2 separate regions of the Homo sapiens genome follow, and region 1 is linked to region 2. The links are chromatin loops, found by intact Hi-C in ENCODE. Cell type or tissue: CD14-positive monocyte. All regions are shown on one strand. Links, peaks and the distances in the headings refer to the core of each region. The heading gives the core; the rest is flanking DNA. Region 1 has its middle 41 kb from the start of CEACAM20. Region 2 has its middle 3.5 kb from the start of CLPTM1.

What was found. A loop is a pair of places that touch in the nucleus more often than their neighbours do. Peaks named below come from ENCODE experiments on the same cell type or tissue, not always from the same donor. Only the 100,000 strongest peaks of a DNase experiment are listed, where the experiment ranks them.
Region 1: it touches region 2 in a loop (7-fold over the local background); 7 of 110 quality-filtered maps call a loop at or near these places.

Annotation. Positions count from the first base shown.
Region 1 is chr19:44,565,584-44,574,832 of GRCh38, reverse strand. No RefSeq gene overlaps it. Among named protein-coding and RNA genes, the nearest start is that of CEACAM20, 41 kb to the right of the region's middle. RefSeq lists a silencer at 7,583-7,783. In CD14-positive monocyte, for the core only: CTCF peaks have their summits at 3,560 and 3,762 (motif pointing left); a DNase peak (open chromatin) is centred at 3,782.
Region 2 is chr19:44,949,674-44,954,134 of GRCh38, reverse strand. No RefSeq gene overlaps it. Among named protein-coding and RNA genes, the nearest start is that of CLPTM1, 3.5 kb to the left of the region's middle. In CD14-positive monocyte, for the core only: CTCF peaks have their summits at 2,182 and 2,383 (motif pointing right); a DNase peak (open chromatin) is centred at 2,394; H3K27ac peaks cover 885 bases.

The DNA of each region.
Region 1 (9,249 bases), core at 2,740-5,239, 380 kb after region 2:
CCTGCCAAGTGTCTGAACCCACCTGATGCGTGGGTAACAACTGTTGTCAAATGTGTGAGTCTCTCTTGGGAAGAGCAGGAAACACCGTGCTGGTGGGCAGCAGTTGCCTGACTTTATCTTCTCACCCCGAAATCCACCCCCTCACTTATTTCAGTGATTTGAAGTGTCATGAGCCTCCCACCACCGGGCCTTTGCTTACACTCTTCTCTCCATTTGCAACACTCTTTATGTCAGGTGGGGATTTGGTTCAGCTGCATAAAATAGAAACTCAAATAACAGTGGTTTAGTTAATAAAGGAGTGTAGTTCTCTCTCATGTAAAATAAGTTGTGGTTGGTTGATCACAGACACGGCTCCGATTCTCTACTCTCTGTATCGAAGCACCTTGTAATGTGACTTTACAGCTTCTCCCACAAACAGGTGGAGCCTGTTTTCCTGTACCCTTGAATCTTGGTTGACCTCATGACTTGCTTTGACCAAAACAATGAGGTAGAAATAATAAAGTGGCAGTCCTGAGCCCAGGCCACAACAAGTCTTGTGCATTTTTGTCTGTCTCTCGAAGTTCCTAGGTTTTAGAGAGGTTTGTTACATGGTGATAAGTAACTGATACAGACATCTCAGTGTGGTCTGGTGACTTCATGGTCACCAGGTACCCATGCTGTGGGATAATTAAGGAATCAGAGGGACCAAGGGGTTGAGGAGGAATTATTTAATTATTTAGGTGCACCGACCCAGTCAGATTAACATCCAAAGGACTGAGCCCCGAACAAAGAGTCAAGCTACCTTTTAAGCATTTCGTGGGGTGGGGGGAGTTCTGTGCAGGGGGAAGCGTATTACAGAAGCAAGAATTAAAAACAGTTATTCAGTTAAGACATGCATTACATTATTTCTTACTTTTCAAGGAATAATATGTTTTACGACTTGAGATTATCTGTCTAATGACCTTGCAGCTGCACAGCTAGAGAAAGAGTCTTCACAATGCCTGGGAAAGGGAGCGATAAGGCTCACTAGCCACAGACAGAAAAACAGGCAGTTAATTTTAAAGGACTCCAGCTGTTTCTCTTCCTCAAGGGGAATTGGGTTTTCTTACATACAACTGAGTTTTTGCTTAGACAGTCTTTAATTTCTTTTGATTCCTGTTCCACGCAAGCTCCTTCTATGTTTCTGTTCCATTATATCAGACATAGCTTCCTTCCTTAAGTCAGTTCGTCATTCAGAATGGCTGCTGGAGCTCCAGTCATTACACTCTTCCTCACTGTCTTTGTCTACTTAATTCTGACCCATCCTTTAGATCACAGATGAAACATCAGATCTTCAGAAGAACATCTCTAATTCTCATAGCATGATGTATTTTTACTACATACCGCTTATCCTTGAAATCTGGGTAACTTGCAGCGTAACTGGCTCTGTCATTTACTAACTGTATGACTTGAACAAATGACTCTTCTTCTCTGAGCGTCAGTTTTTCTATCTATAAAATGGGGACAGCAAGAGATCCTGCTTCATGGAGTGAGAATTAACTGAGATAATTCAGTGTATGCCTGGCGATAGTAACTGCTGAACAACTGGCAGGTAGAATAATGTTTCCAAATTTGAGAGGTAAAACAGTGGAATGGGAAGGACCATGAACAGTGGATCCAGCCTGCAAAGGTTCAAATCCTGGTTCTGCCTCTTATCATCCATGTGACTTTGGGCCAGTGATTCTGTGTCTCAACTTCTCCATATGATAAATGGAGATGATGATAGTTGTATCTAACTTCTAGGACTGTGGGAAAGATAAAATGCGTTCACCATGTAACAGGACAGCACCTGATCATTGGTGAACAGTTTTGTTGTTGTATTTTACACACACACACACACACACACACACACGTATATATACACACAGAGAGAGAGAATAGATTGCTTCTGTTTCTCTGCAGACAGAATATATGTTGTTTCCACTTTATTTCCTGCTATAAACAATGCTGTCATGATTATCCCAGAAGTAAATATGTTCACATATCTATAATGATTATCTTAAGATAAATGTAAGAGGAACGGTGGGGTCAAAGAGAGTGTACATGTGTATGTTTTTGGATGCATCTTGCAAAACTGTTCTCCAGAGATCGCTAGCACTGGGTGTCGTCATTTAAAAATTCTAGGTCGGTGGTTTTCAAACTTCTGTTTTCTTTGTTTCTTCCATATTCATCAAGCAGTACATATTTGTCAACTCTCTCTGCCCCTGTACCTTGCTTTCCAAGTGGACTGCAGACTTTGAAAACCAAAGATCAAGGTGATTACCAAGTGTCCCTTCAGGAGGTTGCTTTCCTTGTTCATTTTGGGTCTTTGGACCCTGCTGGTGGAAATTGCTGCCATGCAGAATCTGAGGCAAAGAGCCTACTTTGATCTTTTATCTTGCTATCACTTGTTCTGATAAGCTCATGTCCACGTCCTTCAAGGCTGCGCAATATCAACCCCTCCACACTGGGTCGCAGGCCCTTAACAAAAATTAACCCAGAGACCAGGCTGGTGTCAATACCTCTGTAACCCCACCTAGGACCAGCACTGCATGGCTGGCGCCTCAGGTGGCAGAGGGGACCTCTGGAACCAGCAGAGGCTGCCTCACCCACCTCTGGGATAAACACAGGCCACACTCCTTGTCAGCAAATGCAGTGCCAAGCATTCTTTCTGGCCAAAGCAGCACTGGGGCTGGACCTTCTGTGATGGCAGAGCCTGGAGGAATCTGTAGAATTGGTAAGACCCAAACTGGTGCCAGTGGACCCTGCCCCAAACTCTCAGTGTGGAATCTGGGGTGAATGGGAGTGGGATCCAGGGAGCAGTACTGATGGGCTGTCTTCTGAGAGGAGGTAAAACCAAAGACCCTATAGAGGGCGGGGCTTTTCAGACACTATTGAACTTCCCCTAGGCCTGGCCTCCAGCTGGGAGGAGGCAGAAGGACAGCTAGACTGGTGAGGCATCAAAGAAACAGGGCTGGCCCCTTGGAAGGTCCCTGCAGAGGTGGTGGGCTTTGGACATGGCTCTGTCTTGCAGGTAACAGTTACGGATCATAATTTCTGATTTTCTTCCCCACTGATATCTCTCACCTGGATTGTTGCAGTCACCTCCTAAATGGTGTCTCCTGCTTCTGCCTTGCCTGGGGTCACCACATATAGCTGTATGGGTTGTGCACTGCACAGTTGCTGGAAGTAGCATTTGCATTAACTACAATGTGAATGGCAGCTCACTTCGTGGAGCTGAGCAATGTTGCAACTCTACCCTTGAGCTCCAAAATCAATGCAATCTGCAGCCAGAATGATCAGAATATAAGGTACATCGTGTTAATCTTTAACTCAAAACTCTCCAGTGGTTCTCTGACTCCCTCAGAATACAACGAAAAGTCCTTACAGGCTGGTGCGGTGGCTCATGCCTATAATCCCAGCACTTTGGGAAGCCAAGGCACAAGGATCACTTGAGCCCAGGAGTTCAAGACCAGTCTGGTCAACGTGGCAAAACCCTGACTCTACAAAAAAAATATAAACATTAGCTGGGCATGGTGGCGCATGCCTGTGGTCCCAGCTACTCGGGAGGCTGAGGCACGACAATCACTTGAACCCGGGAGGCGGAGGTTGCAGTAAACCATGATCAAGCTGGCACACTCCAGCCTGAGTGACAGAGCGAGACTCTGTGGCAAAAAAACAAAAACAAAAACTAAAACAAAAACAAAAAAACTCGTATAATTATCTGCAAGAGCCTGCATGATGTTCCAAACCAGAGCTAATACTGCCCCCTAGCGGGTATTTGACAATGTGTGGGAATGTTCTCTGGTTGTCTCAATGCCTGGAAGGAGCTGCTGCTGTTGTAGTAGGGAGAGCAAGTGGTGTTAAAAACTCCTTGCAATGCACAGGACGGATCCACAAGATGAATAATTGTCTTGCCAAAAATGTCAATGCCAGTTGTAAGTGTGATCTGTCTCTCTTACCTCTCTGACTTTATCTCTTACCTCTTTCATTTTCACTTACTCAACTCCAACCACACTGGCTTCCCTGCTTTTCCCTCAAAAACAATGATCTTCCTCCTGCCTCAGGGCCTTTGCACATGCTCTTCCCACTCCCACAGTTTAACTCCGATGAGTGAGACTCTAGCAGTGGCTGAGTCTACTGTCGAATGCTGCTAAGTGGCCTCTGTGATAGTGCTCTTTGCTTCCTCCCTTTGCCTTCTTCCTGAGCCTCTGCAAGAAGCAGGTGTCTGCTCAGCTGACGATCACATCCATCCCTCCCTGGGCCGTCGAGGGGGCAACGTCACCCTGTCTGTCCAGGGGATCCCTCAGAATCTCATCTCCTACAATTGGCTCCGAGGAGCAACCACCAATCAGGTTACCCGGATCCTCAATTTTAACTTCTTCAGCCATGGCTACACCCTAGGACCAGCCCACACTGGCAGGGAAACAGGCAGAGCTGATGGCTCCCTGATCATTATTGATGTGCGTGCATCTGACAATGGCATCTACACCCTGCATCTCATCTCTTCTGGTGAAAACAGTTGCCATCATGCTATGCTACTTGTCTCTGGTAAGGATTACCCTTGGGAAGCAGCAGGGAGGCTCTCTGGTAGCAAAATTAATAATAGCATTTAGAAAGTGCTTTCTGTGTACTAAGTATTGTATATCCTTTGCAGATAGAATGTCATGGGCTCTTCATTACAACTTTTAGATAAGATTTATGAGTAGGGGAGCTGAGGCTCAGGGAGCGTAACAACATGGCCAGTGGCACCCATGGAGCTGGGATTTGAACCCAGTCTCTGCTTAACCCTAAAGCCCATGTTCTTGAGTACTACGTTACAGTGTTATTTACATTTAAGTATTTAAATATTACCACCCCCACCTCATTATTAAAGTAACAATGCTCAAATCATCCTTCTTCTGAGTAATTATTCTGTATCCTTCCCTGTGCTAATCCTTTTAAGTAATTATCACATAAAATCCTTGTATAATATATACAATATATAAAGAGTTTCTACAAATCAATAAGAAAAAATACTTCAATAGAAAAAAACAGGAGAAAGATTTGGATAATCAGTTTGCAGAGGAAGAAATATAAAAGGTCAATCATGATATGAAAAGATGTTCAATCTCACTAGTAATAAAGGCAGTCCCTTACTCATAAGCCTGTTAAAACTTTTCAAGTGTGATTCTAATCAATGTTGCCAAGGGTGTGGGAAGTGAGCACTCCCAAGTGGTTGATGGGAGTTTAGGGGAAAAACATTTTCTGAGGGCTACTTTGTTTTTTCTATAATAACATTTTGAAACAGTTTATTTGGAAATAATTTCAAATTTAAAAAAGTTGCAAAAATAAAGAGTACAAAGAACACCCGTATGCCCTTTATTCAGATTCACCTAGTGTTAATATTTGTTCTCATTTACTTTATCATTTGTGCTCTCTCTCCCCCTTCTGTCTCCCCCTCCCTCTCTCCTTCCTTCCCTCCATTTGATAGTAAATTACAAACTTCATGGCTCTTTACCCCTAAATACATCAGTATGTATTTCCTAAGAACAGAGATATTCTCTTACATACCCACAGTTATCACCTTCATAAATGTCCAGGGATAAAATACTTTTATGTGCTCTATCATCCATATTCCAACTTTGTCAATTGGCACAATAAAATCCTTTATAGCCTATTCCCCCATCCAGTACAGGATCCAGTCTCTAGTCAGATACTGGATTTTGTGTCCTCTTTACTCTCTTTTAATCTGAAACTTTCCCACAGTCTTTCTTGTTTAAAATTCATCTTTTTAATTTTTTTTTAAAATTTAGAGATAGGGTCTTGCTCTGTCAGCTGGGCTGGAGTGCAGTGGTGCGATCACAGCACATTGCAGCCTCCAACTTCTGAGCTCAAGAGATCCTCCTGCCTCAGCCTCCTGAGTAGCTGGGACCACAGGCATGCACCACTACACTCATCTAATTTGTAAAAGTTTTCTTTTTTCAAATAATTTTTTTTTTTTGAGATGGAGTCTCGCTCTGTCACCCAGGCTGGAGTGTAGTGGTGCTATCTTGGCTCACTGCAACCTCTGCCTCCTGGGTTCAAGAGATTCTCCTGCCTAAGCCTCCTGAGTAGCTGGGATTGCGGGTGCCCACCACCATGTCCAGCTAATTTTTGTAGTTTTAGTAGAGACGGGGTTTTGCCACATTGGCCAGGCCGGTCTTGAACTCCCGACCTCAGGTGATCCACCTGCCTCAGCCTCCCAAAGTGTTGGGATTACAGGCATGAGCCACCGTGCCCAGCCAAAATTTTATTTTTCATTGACATGTGGTCTCGCTATATTTCCCAGGTTGGTTTCAATCTACTGGCCTCAAGAGATCCTCCCGCCTCAGCCTCCCAAAGTGCTGGGATTACAGGCGTGAGCCACCATGCCTGGCCTCTACAGCCTTTCTTTATCTTTAATGGTGTTGCCATTTTTAAAGAATATACTTCCCCATTTAAAAATTAAAACTATCTATCATCATCTACCTATTATCTATCTATCATCTACCTATTATCTATTATCAGTAAGGACTCATTAATTTCTATTTTCTGATGGTTTATAACTTGTTACTGTACTTAATATTTGGGTGCTTAAATTATTCTGAAGTTGACTAGTGGGAGCCCTTTTCATCTCCCTTGGGACATGCTGATTTTTTAAAAACACTCTGTGTCTGGCATAATAAGATATTCAGGGCTCACGTTGTACATATTCTGCTCCTCTCCGGGAATAAGTCATTTCTCTGGAGAGCACTGCTTCCTTTTAGCATGGAATGGTATTAGAGACCAAAGATCTAGGAGCTAGGTGCTACTTGTGTGTCTTTGCTTTTAGGCTCTTTCAGTGGATAGAACTAGAAAAATGTGTGCATGTGTACACACAGACATACACATATGCCCATATATGCACATAATTATGCATATTTTAGAAATCATGCATTTACACCACCACTCCTAATTCCAGGTTCTTTTTTGCTTTTCCCATTTGCATGTCCCTTCTTCCACAGTGAGAATACTGGCTCCCAACATTAACACATTTACTCATTTGCTTAATATAATAATTTGATATATCTATATACATTATAACAGTATAATATATTTAACATAGTCTTACAATTGCATCAGCCATACCACTACAAAAAACAGTTCTACTAAAATGAATTCAGGATTTGTTTGCAGTTCCCATCCTCCAACCCTGTTAAAGACTATGGGTATATAGTAAAATATACGTAAATTACTAGAGTTAGTCCTTTCATTTATTACCCCCTCCTTCCCTGTTTCCCTCCCTCTCACATTTCCTTCCTTCCTTCTTTCCTTCCCCTTCAGTATAATTATAATATTCATTTGAAATACAATTAGGTTAATTTGCTTTAGTTTGTTTTCCTGTTTAATTTTATTTTTTGAACATTTAGAATATTAACGTGCTTTCAAAAGTCAAACCTCGTTATAAAGACATTTCAGAGAAGGGTCACTCCCTCCTATATTCCTTCCACCTTATTTTCCTCTCACCTCTTACGGGTAACCAACTTCATTTCTTCCTGGTTTATCCTTCGTGTGTGTGTGTAAAGATAAATAGCTATGTGTATGTTTCATCATTCCTTCTTACACAACCGATAGCATACTCTATATGCTCTTCTGCAATTTGCTTTTTTCGCTTGACAGAATGTCCTGCAAAGCACTTCTTATCAGGCCATGGAGATCTTCCTCATTCTTTTGTTACAGCAGCATTCCATTGTGTAGAGGTACCATAATTCATTCAGCTACTCTCCTATGCTTGGGCATGTAGGTGGTTTCCAATATTCTGCAGTGATAAACAGTGTTGTAATGAATAACTTCGTGGACATGTGTTTTCATATTGCCAGAGGTGCTTCTTCAGGTGAACTCCCTAGAAATAGGGTAACTGGTTTGAAAAGCAGATCCATACATAAATTGTTAGATATTCCCCATCCCCACTGCATTGCAATGATACAATTTTGCATTCCTACCAGCATTGTGAATAAGTGTATGTTTCTCATGGTTTTTTTTGTTGCAAATGGTTGATGCTTGCTGCATAACTCAGAGGTCCCTAGCCAGGAGATGCTCTGCTCTCCCCACTTCCCTCATCTGTGAGGCCATCCTCCTAGGGTTGTTTTAGGAGAGGCCATCCCCTGTGCCGTCACTGGAGGGGAACATGTAAGCAGCTGAGTAGACCTCTCATGACCATGGTTTGAGGAAGATTTTTTTTTTTAAATTACTGTGATAAAAACAAAGTAACATATATGTTCATTATAGAAAATACTTGCATGCAAAACAGAAAAATTTCATGTACTTCCACCTCCCAAAGAGGCAATTATTAACACTTAATTTCCTTTCAGATTTAATTTGTAAAATCTTTAATTTTGCTTTTCTTTTTAAAATTTGAAGTAATTATAGATTCACAGGAAGCTGCAAAGAAATTGTATCATGGAGAGATCCCATGTGCCTTTCATCCAGTTTCCCCCAATGAATACATCTTATATAACTATAGTTCAACATCACAATCAGGAATGATACTGGTGCAATGTGTGTGTGTGTAGTTTCAATTGATCACATGATCATGTAAACGCCACTGCAATCAAGTTACAAAACGGTTTTATTGCCACAAAGTTCTCCCTGGTGCCACCTTTTCATAGTCACGCCCACTTCCCTCTTTTCCCCCATCCCTAACCCCTGTCAGCCACCAAGTTGTTTTCCATCTCTATAATTTTGTCATTTCAAGGATGTTATATAAATGGGATTGTACAGTATGTGACCTTTTGCGAGCGACTTCAATATTTTACTCATGCATAATGCCCTTGAAATCCATTCAAATACAGTTGGCACTTGCACAATGCGGGGATTAGGGGTGCTGAACTCCGCCCAGTTGAAATTAATTTTTGAGTCCCCCAAAATTTAATTACTAATAGCTTATTGTTGAATGAAAGCCATATTTTGCATGTTCTGTGTATTATATACTGTATTCTTACAATAAAGTAAGCTAGAAAAATGTATTAAACTCATAAGAAAGAGAACATATGTTTACTATTCATTAGGTGGAAGTGGATCATTATGAAGGTCTTCATCCCCGTTGTTTTCATGCAGAGGAAAAGGAGGAAGAGGAGGGGTTAGTTTTGTTGTTTCAGGGGTGGTAGAGACAGAAGAAAATCTGCTTATAAGTGGACTTGCACAGTTAAAGCCCAAGTTGTTCAAGGGTCAAATGTAGTTATATATCAATAGTTCGTTCCTTTTTATTACTGA
Region 2 (4,461 bases), core at 1,168-3,667:
TTTCACCGTGTTGGCCAGGCTGGTGACAAGTGACATCTATGTTTGAGCCTCAGTTTCTCCCCTTTTATAAACCAGGGATATAATCGTACTCGTTCTTCGTCTTCCCGTTTTGCCCCGCTGTGTTATTGGGAAGACGTAGTTAGATGGCGAATGGAAAACATCAGGCCCTGGGCCTCATGCTTAAGTGGTCAATATTTGGAGCGCTGTGATTATGAACCTTATATATTACCTGGAAAAAGAGTAAGCTTTGCATTGGGATATTCTGAATATATAATTATCATTTTATTATCGGTTTCCTCCACTTTCCTCTAGGTCTCAGCCCTGTAACAGTAGCTCTCGCTCTAGGAAACTCTCTCTGAGCCCTTTTCCTATCCTCCCTTGCCCCCTCAGCTCCTCCACCCCATCCCTGCTCACTTTGTGTCATCACTGTCAGGGATGGGTGTGTCTCCCCAACTGGGCAGGCTGACCTGGGACTGTTGTGGTCACTGCTGTATCTCCAGCACTGCCCTGGGGATGATTGCCCTGGGGATGAGGCTCTCTAGGTGCAGAAGGTGAGTGACTTACCTCTCTGAGGGCTAACACAGGACAAGAAGGAACCTTAGAAAACTTCGCTCCTCAGCCAGGCGCGGTGGCTCACGCCTGTAATCCCAGCACTTTGGGAGGCCGAGGCAGGCGGATCACCTGAGGTCGGGAGTTCAAGACCAGCCTGGCCAACATTGTGAAACCCCGTCTCTACTAAAAATACAAAAATTAGCCGGGCATGGTGGCGGACGTCTGTAACTCCAGCTACTCGGGAGGCTGAGGCAGGAGAATTGCTTGAACCCGGGAGGCAGAGGTTGCAGTGAGCCAAGATCATGCCACTGAATTCCGGCCTGGGCAACAGAGCAAGACTCCACCTCCAAAAAAGAAGAAAGAAAAGAAAAAGAAAACTCAGTGCCTCATCCTCACTGTTACAGACAATAATGGTGTTAATAACGATTCTTTGAATGTGTAGGCCCAGTCTTTTAAGTCCAGGGATGAAGTGAATAGACTAAGACAGGGATTGAGGAGAGACTTTGTGGGGTCTGAAGCTTATGTGTTTTGTGGGCCTCTTTTTTTTTTTTTTTTTGAGATGGAGTCTTGCTCTGTCACCCAGGCTGGAGTGCAGTGGCATGATCTCAGCTCAATGCAAGCTCCGCCTCCTGGGTTCACACCATTCTCCTGTCTCAGCCTCCGGAGTAGCTGGGACTACAGGCGCCCACCACCACGCCCAGCTAATTTTTTGTATTTTTAGTAGAGACGGGGTTTCACCGTGTTAGCCAGGATGGTCTTGATCTCCTGACCTCGTGATCCGCCTGCCTCTGTCTCCCAAAGTGCTGGGAGTACAGGCATGAGCCACCGCGCCTGGCCTGGCCTCTTTTAAAAAGTACAAAATTGGCTGGGTGTGGTGGCTCACACTGTAATCCCAGCACTTTGGGAGGCAGAGGCTGGTGGATCACCTGAGGTCGGGAGTTCGAGACCAGCCTGACCAAAATGGAGAAACCCCATCTCTACTAAAAGTACAAAATTAGCTGGGCATGGTGGTACATGCCTGTAATCCCAGCTACTTGGGAGGCCAAGGCAGGAGAATCGCTTGAACCTGGGAAGCGGAGGTTGTGGTGAGCCGAGATCATGCCATCGCACTCCAGCCTGGGCAAGAAAAGGGAGACTCTGTCTTGAAAAAAAAAAAGTACAAAATGACTTGTACAAATTTAGGTAGAGGACCATGGAAAGCCCAGGCAAGTGAGGGGCTTTGAAACTTTCTCCAGCCTCACTGCAACCCCAACTGCGCTCTCAGCTATAAATACAAACTGCTGCAATCTGCTCTCCAAGTCTCATACACTGCAAGGGCCAATGTGTTGGAGCATGATGAGGTCTAAGCTTCTCATGAGAAGTGTGACCTTGGACAGGGCTCCTGTGGAGGCAGGTTCCCTGCAGAGCCTTCCTATGCTCTGTGGAGTGACCAAATAAATTCTGCCATTCCGTCCAGGCTTCGTGGCTCATGCCTGTAATCCTAGCACTCTGGGAGGCTGAGGCAGAAGGATCGCTTGAGCCTAGGAGTTTAAGACCAGCCTTGGTGACATAGCGAGATCCTAGCTCTACTAAAAATTAACAAAATTAGGTGGTGTGGTGGCATCCACCTGTGGTCCAGCTACTCTGAGGCTGAGGTGGGAGGGATGCCGGAGCCCAGGAGTTCGTTCGAGGTTGCAATTAGCTGTGATCACATTACTGCACTCCAGCCTGGGTGACAGAGTGAGACCCTGTCTCTAAAGAAATTAAAAATCATAATAAGTAAAAAATTCTGCCATTCCTGCTGTATGTAAGTCACAGGACAGACCCACTCTTCTCTCCACTAGGGGGCGCAAAATACTGATCAAGGGCTGTGATTTCAGGTTCTAAGGGAGAAAGGGGGCTGGGGATCCAACCTTCTAGGTCCTGAGGAGAAGGGACTGGGGGGTCCCAGACTCCTGAGTTCTAGGGGAAGAAGAATCTAGGGGCCTGGACTCTGGGGGCCCTGAGGGGAATGGGGTTCTGAGAAAGAAAGGAGGAGTCTGAGGCCAGCACCAGGATTGGTTGGAAGCCGAACTGGTCCGGGCAGTGCTTTGGCTTGGCTTGAGTCCGTGGGAACCAAGTGGACACAGCAGGGATTGTTACTCCAGGGTCTTCCCCTCCCCACCACCCCCTGCACTTGGCAGCCTCTGTTCTTCCCAGGCCCCGGGGACTCGGGGGCATTGCCCACAGTCCCTCTCCAGGGCCCCTGTTTTTTACTGGACTCAGCTGCCCAGCCTCAGGACCTGGGAAAACTGCCCCAAGGGTGTTGAAAGCCTGGCAGGAGGTTAATGCCAAGCAGATTAGGAGAAATACAAGCAGTGGATCCCCAGAGACCAATAGCCCCACCCATGGGACTTGGGGAGCAGTACCACCCTGGACTCCCTCAGGATACAGGAATCTTGGCCCCCAGCCCCCTTCATTCATGGTCCCAGCACTGGCCTCCTTCAGACCATGGAGCCTCTGCTTATTTGCACCTTCTGCCTTCTGTGCTTTTTGCTTGCAATTTTTTTTTAATAAGTTTTTCTTTTTTTTTTTTAGAGACGGAGTCTCACTCTGCTGCCCAGGCTGGAGTGCAGTGGCACTATCTCCGCCTCCAGGGTACAAGCAATTCTCCTGCCTCAGCCTCCAGGTAACTGGGATTACAGGCGCGGGCCACCCCTAGCTAATTTTTGTGTTTTTATTAGAGACAAGGTTTCACCATGTTGGCCAGGCTGGTCTTGAACTCCTGACCTCAGATGATCTGCCCACCTCAGCCAACCAAAGTGCTGGGATTACAGGCGTGAGCCACCACGCCGGCCCTAGAGGTTTGTCTTCTTGGGTCCCAGCCAAGAAGTACTGACTTGGGCACCATTCTCCCTCTGCCACGGGACCATTATACACTGATTGCAATGGCACGTTTAAAGTGTCAGCCCAGGCCTGGTGCGGTGGTTCACACCCGTAATCCCAACACTTTGGAAGGGCAAGGTGGGCAGATCGCTTGAGCCCAGGAATTGGAGACTAGCCTAGGCAACTTGACGAAACCCCGTCTCTACTAAAAATACAAAAAATTAGCCAGGTGTGGCAGTGGGCATCCCTAGTCCCAACTACTTGGGAGGCTGAGATGGGAGGATCTCTTGAGCCCAAAAGGTCAAGGCTACAGTAAGCCAAGATCTCACCACTGCACTTCAGCCTGGGCGACAGAGCAAGACCTTATCTCAAAACAAAATAAATAAAATAAAAAATGTGTCAGTCCAGCAACTGTAAGGCAGGAAAATAGGGAGGCAGGGAACATAAGGCCAATTCACTTCAGCTATAACAGGAAACATCCTCTCCGGTAGGCCATAAATGACTTTGTAACTTTTCTTCATCCTCTCCATTTACATAGGGTGTACCAGAAGTAACCAGTGGAAGGGGAATCCTCTAGGGGGAATTTAAACTCCCAAAAATTCTGTAACAGGGCTTTTGAACCCATATGCTTGGGCCCGCTCCCACACTGTTTAGTGTATGTTCGTTTTCAATAAATCCCTTCATTCCTTCCTTGCTTTGTTTGTGCGTTTTGTCCAGTTCTTTGTTCAGGACGCCAAAAACCTGGACACCATTCACCGTTAACAACTGGAGACTGTCAGAGGCCACTGTGGACTAGCTGTGTCTATGATTTGTTATTTTACAAATGAGAAGGCTGGATTTTGGCATGGCGCGGTGGCTCATGCCTGTCACCCCAGTACTTTGGGAGGCTGAGGCGGGTGGATCACTTGAGGTCAGAAGTTTGAGACCAGCCTAGCCAACTGGCAAAACCCTACTAAAAATACAAACATTAGCCGTGCACAGTGGCACATGCCCATAATCCCAGCTACTCCAGAGGCTGAGGCACACAGAATCGCTGGAACCTGGGAGGCGGAGGGTGCAGTGAGC